Regions from separate parts of the Homo sapiens genome. Here region 2 is linked to region 1. Evidence: read pairs that join two places in POLR2A ChIA-PET (ENCODE). Cell type or tissue: PC-9. All regions are shown on one strand. Each heading gives the region's core, and the rest is flanking DNA. Links, peaks and the distances in the headings are about the cores only.

Region 1 (3,284 bases), core at 318-2,817:
TACTATCTTCAGAAAACATTCTTTGAAAGAAAGGTTATTGTGTTTAGTCTGGTTTCTATACATGTCTCTGGAACAGCAGGATATAAGAACCCATTTTGGCAGCAGATCTCCAGAAAACACTGGCAATTCTGCAATGAGGGGAGGTACAACTTCCTAATGAAAGTGTTTCCTCAAATCTAAAGGTCATCTGAACACTTTCATACATACACAATACAATGTATGTATTGCGGTTGAATAGACACAACAAAGGAGGCAGACTGAAGTTCAAATCCTACCTCTGCCACTTACTAGTTGTGTGACATTCAGCAAATCACTTATCTAATCTTTCCAAGTCTCCATTTTTTTTTCTTTTTTTTTTGAGACAGAGTCTTGCTGTGTCTCCCAGGCTAGAGTGCAATGGCACGATCTCAACTCACTGCAACCTCCGCCTCCCAGGTTCAAGTGATTCTCCTGTTTCAGCCTCCTGAGTAGCTGGGACTACAGGTGTGTGCCACCACGCCTGGCTAATTTTTGTATTTTTGGTAGAGATGGGGCTTCACCATGTTAGTCAGGCTGGTCTCAAACTCCTGACCTCAGGTGATCCGCCTGCCTCGGCCTCCCAAAGTGCTGGGATTACAGGTGTGAGCCACCGGGCCCTGCCACAAGTCTCCATTTCTTCATTTGTAATATGAGTGAAATATTGCCTACTTCATAAGATTCATACAAAAATTAAATAAGATAATGTACATAACATGTTGGTACATAATAATCACTAAGAAATGATGTTAAACCTGTAATCCCAGCACTTTGGGAGGCCAAGGCAGGCGGATCATGAGGTCAGGAGATCGAGACCATCCTGGCTAACACGGTGAAACCCCATCTCTACTAAAAATACAAAAAAAAATTAGCAGGGTGTGGTGGTGGGTGCCTGTAGTCCCAGCTACTCGGGAGGCTGAGGCAGGAGAATGGCGTGAACCCAGGAGGCGGAGCTTGCAGTGAGCCGAGATTGTGCCACTGCACTCCAGCTTGGGTGACAGAGTGAGACTCCGTCTCAAAAAAAGAAAGAAAGAACGAAAGAAGGAAAGAAAGGAAGGAAGGAAGGAAGGAAGGAAGGAAGGAAGGAAGGAAAGAAAGAAAGAAAAAGAAAGAAAGAAATGATGGCAGTTATTTCTATTATTATTTTAGTATAATTATCACTGAATCAGAAAGAATGTGACCCTGGGGGTGTGTGCACACCATGATTTTGGCCATGACCTTCAGTCAGCAACATTAGTTTCTCTCAGAGGAGGTTCTACTGTGCCCCGGATAAGGGAATTGGAGCTCAGTGACACGTAGAAAACTGACAGCATTGAAGATCTCTAAAGGATACTCAAAACATTCTTGCCAGCCCTGCCTGAGGCTGCATTACTGCCTACCAGGTTTGTTTCTGCTCTCAGGCACTTATTACATTTCTCTGTTTTCATGCCAGCCTTCCTAGCTTACTTTGTGTTCCTTCTGCATTAGTCATCATAACGCCCCAGTTCAGTGACAGATAAGGTGGATAAGTCCCATTTGGTCCCTGCCCCTACAATTGGAAGAAGACAGGAATTAGGAGATGGACTGAAGCAGAGGTTAAGTGTTAAACACAGCAAGCCCACCCCACAGACACACAATTAGGTGACTCTAAAACCAACTTAATTGGTTAGTGACCAGTAGTAGTTTTCATGAAATAGAATAGAAAATATCAATATAAACCCCATACAGTAAGCAGTTTATTTCATTAAAAACTTTTATTGGCCAGGTGCGGAGGCTCATGCCTATAATCCCAGCACTTTGGGATGCTGAGGCGGGTGGATCACGAGGTCAGGAGATCGAGACCATCCTGGCTAACACAGTGAAACCCTGTCTCCACTAAAAATACAAAAACAAAATTAGCTGGGTGTGGTGGTGGGCGCCTGTAGTCCCAGCTACACGGGAGGCTGAGGCAGGAGAATGGCCTGAATCCGGGAGGCGGAGCTTGCAGTGAGCCAAGATCTCACCACGGCACTACAGCCTGGGTGAAAGAGTGAGACTCCATCTCAAAAAGAAAAAAACTTTTCAGTTGTGTGTGTCTGTATGAATATTTGTTTGTGTTGGTGGGTGGATGTGTGTGCATTTTGCAATATAAAATATATTTCTTTTGTTCTCATGTGGACTCGAAGGTCTCTAAGGTCTCTTTTAACTAGAAAAATTTAATAAATCTCCAAACTCTGTAGAACTGGGATTCAAAATGGCAGTAGTTGCCAATGTTCTGGTTTTATGGGGTTGGTCCATATTTTTTTTCCCAATAGAAAATAAATTAGGATTTTCCTTCATCAGTAAATAAAAATGTTAAAAGAATAAAACTAGAATCTACACTCAATCACCCAGGAAGATGAGAGGTCTGCTGGGACTGAGATTACAGAGAGAAATGAACACAGAGATCAGAGCTTGAAGCCAGCTGTGGAGCCCAGGGCCAGTGGCCCGCTTCTGCACACAGCATCCATCCATGGGAACTGAGTCAACTCATAAGGATCTAAAGAGAGCGGGGACATTGCCGGGGAGGAGGAGATGGGGGTTCCTCTCCCAGCATACACACACGCATGGCTCCCACACTCACATAAATGCACATCGAGAAGCCAGAAGATGTTGCAAGATGTGTCTGTGCGTCTCTCAAGCTTCTACAGGCTAATGAAAGCATGTTAGAGACAGAGAACAGGCCTGAGTTTCAAGCCTTCTGAAGTCTGTTTTTCACTCTGTCTCTCTTTGGCACAGAATAAGTCATTTCATTCTCCCCTCTATCCAGACAGTGAGTTAATTTACACTGACAACTATAACCAAGTTGATGAACACACCAAACATTGGTCAGTGCAGATTCTCCCTATTTGAAAACTGAAATAGGAAACTTTTATAGTTAGAAAGTGCTTTGCAAACATAAACTCAGAAAAAGAGGAACTAATCGGAGGATCTTACCTTTCGGTTCTCTAAGCGGTCACAGCCTAATGCTGCCAAATGGCTCCAGATGCTCATGTTGAGGTCCAGGCTCTCTCTCCATCTTCAGTCTCCTCCACTCACCAGGCTCCTATTAACACATTTTCTGCTCTTCAGATAGTGAAATGTGGACAGCTAGGTTTAAGCCACCAGATTCCATCGTGCTACACCGAGACCACAGCCAATCCACTTTGGCCTTCCTCACAAGTCTCCAAATCATGACCATATATGTATAAAACGCCCAGTCTCTTCCTTTGCTGCTAAAGATTGTTAGTCTCCATCATTAAGGAACTTTCTATCTCAGCCTCCAGAGGGGT
Region 2 (3,284 bases), core at 240-2,739, 540 kb before region 1:
CTGACACTCCTACTGCCACTTTTGTCTCCCATGGTCTAGTTTCACAGCCATCATGTTAAAAGGGAAGTTGGATCACATTATTCCTATACTTGAAACTCCCCAGTGTCTCTTCATTTCATTCCAAATTCCTTGGAAACACACAGCCCTGTGAGCTGCCCTCTCTCCTCCTCCCTCTCTTCTCTCCATCTAGTCTCCTCTCCAACCACCCAATCCCTCCCTCTCTCTCTTCCAGCCACACCAATCCTCTTATTAATCTTACATACTTGCCTCCATCCTTCGCATTGGCCATTGCTTCCATTGGGAAAGCTCTTTTCGGGTGAATGGTTGGCTTTCTTTCCCTCTCCAGTGACACTTCTATGTAATTACAATCACTCCTTGCCCCCAGCACTCCCCACCCTCCTAGTCTGCTGTACTTTTTTCCATCTCACTTATTCACCCCTCAAACCACGCTATAAATTATTCATTATGCTTATTGTCTGTCTCACCCCACTAGAATGTAAACTCTATGAGAGCAGACATTTTTGTCTGTTATATTAACTGCTATATCCTCAACACCTAGAGCAGAACCTGGCCTTATAGTAGGTGCTTAGTTAATATTTTTGAATAAGTAAATGTAACTACTATATTAGGATTATTATCATTATATGGAGATTTTCCTAAGATACTTTCCTATTGGATTCTAACCACATTTTTGCAATAGGAAAAGTCTGATTATTTGTTATCATGATACTTTCAAAACAGTTTGTCCTGCTCAAGAGTTAATTAAGGGCAAATAGAAAAAAAAAATTCAATCGCCTTGCATTCTGAGACAGCTCTGGCTTTTTGCCATTTGGTCACTCTTATTTGAAATATCCAGTTTTGCAAAATATTTTTTGAATCCTCACTTTCTAATTTGGCATTCTATTCTTTCCCCCAATTTCTATATGCTGCCACAGCTGAATATTATTTGCATCAAACCATAATAAAGAAAGCATCAATGACCTTTTCATTCTCCCCTGCCCACCAATCCTTGTCCTCAAGTTTCATTCTGTAATTAAGGGGCCTCTCCCCTTTATTTGGATGTCTGGTCCACCGTGCCTCACTACCTTTTGATTTCCAACTTTGCTTTACATAATCCTGCTGTTTCTTGATTACTTTCACTGATTTAGCTACTTGACCTGATTAAGACTTTAATTGGCATCAATCTTTGTCTTTTAGAACCCTATTTGTTCTAGCTTTCCCAATCTGGCTCTATTATACTTGATATAATTTCTAATTCCTCTCTATAGATGCCTTGGGGCTTGATATTGGGAGAAGGAGCCAGGAAGGAGCCATAATTGCAATGATGTGGGTGATGGGAAGATAATATATATATCAAGGAATTAATTTAGGACTTAAAGGATCTTAAACTCTTCCCTGATGGGATTGTCACATGAGAGAAATGAGACCCTTTGGGGATACAAATTTATAGAGCAGAATAAATGTTGGTGACAAATGAAATGAAAGGTTGGTGTTGTGTTTTTTTTTTTTCTATTAGTTCCTCCAGGTCAGGGAGACCACATATTACTTTACTTTTTTATCCTGAGCACTTAGCATGCTGTCCAATACATAGCAGGCATTTGAACAAATGTTTCTTGTTGAAAATTACAATAGGGCAGCAGCACTTATAAATCTACAATATGTTATTATTGTCACTATGTGGTTACTTTCCACAAGAATTATGTTATGACTAAGCAATTATATATTCTTAGCATATGAGAAAAATGTGCAAACAATGTTCACAAGGTCACTTACCTTCTATGGCAAAGAGAAGTGGATATGAGTGAGATAGAGCAAACTACCTCACTGGTGGGTAAATCTTTAGAACGAATCTATCAGGGTTCCAATGTTGTAAGGTGGATTAACTGTGTTAATCTATTCATAGCACTTAGAAAGGGACTGCCACAAGTGTTCACTAAATGTTAGCTATTATAAATGTTATGATTTTTGTTACCTATAGAGATTTTAAAGCATACTCCTGATGCTGATACCCAAGTATCTCATTTAAGAAGTCCAGACTCAGGCAGCCATAACTTGTAGAAGCTCCTTTGTTGGCTCTAAAGCCAGTCTTTGATTTACACCTCTATGCCCCAGTGGGCCTGGAGGACTGACAGAGTGAGAAAAGGCATGGCTGAGGAACCCTGAGCCTGTTTCCTACCCAGTCATCTCTTGCACCAGTCCCAGGGCCAGAGAGAGGCAAGAGCTGTATTCCTTTTCATGTTCTATGTCATTAGTCTTAAAACTCTCAATGATTTTTGTCCTTCATGTATTCCAGAGGTGCACAACCCTAGTGTTTACAGGCATTTTTGTTCACCTCACTTCAGACATCAGTTTTCCCCTTGCTTCAGACATCAGGTTTAGACCTTGGAAAATGAATCTAACAACATTTTCCTGGTTCTGAGTAGGATGAGCCAGAAAGTAGTGAGCCTATAAAAAGACATCCAAATGTTAACTGCCCCTGGTACCTCATAGAAATTTCCAACTCAATGTATCCAAAATGAATTTTACTATCTCTCTTCTTCATCTTGCTTCTACTGCAGTGTTCCCTTTCTTGGCTAATTGTCCCCACAATCCATCTCCCAAAAACATAGGGTTTGTCCCCATCTGCTCTACCCTCCACCTTAATCACTCCCAACCAGTAGATTATTCATATATATGTGAATAATTCTTCTACAGAAATTCAATCAAATTGTCACCACTGCTGTTATGATTAGCTATGATAACATAATATGTCTCCAATGTATCTTTCTAGGCCTATATTTCTACCCCTGCTTGACTGTGTCACTCCACTTCTCTGCCTATCCTCTGTAGTCCATGTTCAAGAAACTTCTTACCATTCACTGAACATGCCCTTCTTGATCTCAGTTCCAAGACTCTGCCTATGACATTGTTTTAGCCTGGATTTTTCCTTTCTACATACTCTGGTTAGCAAATTCTAATTCATCTTAAAGACCTAGTTCAAATAGCACTTCTATGAAGCTGTTTATCTTCTTCTCTTTATAACTGCAGTCAGTTCACATTCCCATAGCAGATATAAAGACAAAGTATGAGGCTGCACTGGGCATTGTGGCTGGCGCCTGTAATCACAGCTACTTGGGAGGCTGAGGCAGGAGAATCACTTGAATCCAGGAGGCAGAGGTTGCAGTGAGCCAAGATCACACCATTGCACTCCAGCCCAGGTGACAGTGTGAGACTCTGTCTCTAAATAAATAAATAAATAAAATAAAGACAAAATATGGTGTTGTCAGGGATGCTCTATTTTATCA

Evidence for each region. ChIA-PET counts read pairs that join two places held together with the same protein. Peaks named below come from ENCODE experiments on the same cell type or tissue, not always from the same donor. Only the 100,000 strongest peaks of a DNase experiment are listed, where the experiment ranks them.
Region 2: POLR2A ChIA-PET joins it to region 1 with 9 read pairs; 1 of 35 experiments calls an interaction of 5 or more read pairs at or near these places.

What each region holds. Positions count from the first base shown.
Region 1 is chr3:177,441,776-177,445,059 of GRCh38, reverse strand. It overlaps LINC00578 (long intergenic non-protein coding RNA 578), which reads right to left and starts at 3,139. Exons shown (of 4, transcript NR_047568.1): 1 at 2,950-3,139. RefSeq lists an enhancer at 3,112-3,241. In PC-9, for the core only: no CTCF peak of the experiment used is centred there; a DNase peak (open chromatin) is centred at 1,429; H3K27ac peaks cover 1,805 bases.
Region 2 is chr3:177,980,640-177,983,923 of GRCh38, reverse strand. No RefSeq gene overlaps it. Among named protein-coding and RNA genes, the nearest start is that of LINC02015, 170 kb to the right of the region's middle. In PC-9, for the core only: no CTCF peak of the experiment used is centred there; a DNase peak (open chromatin) is centred at 1,733.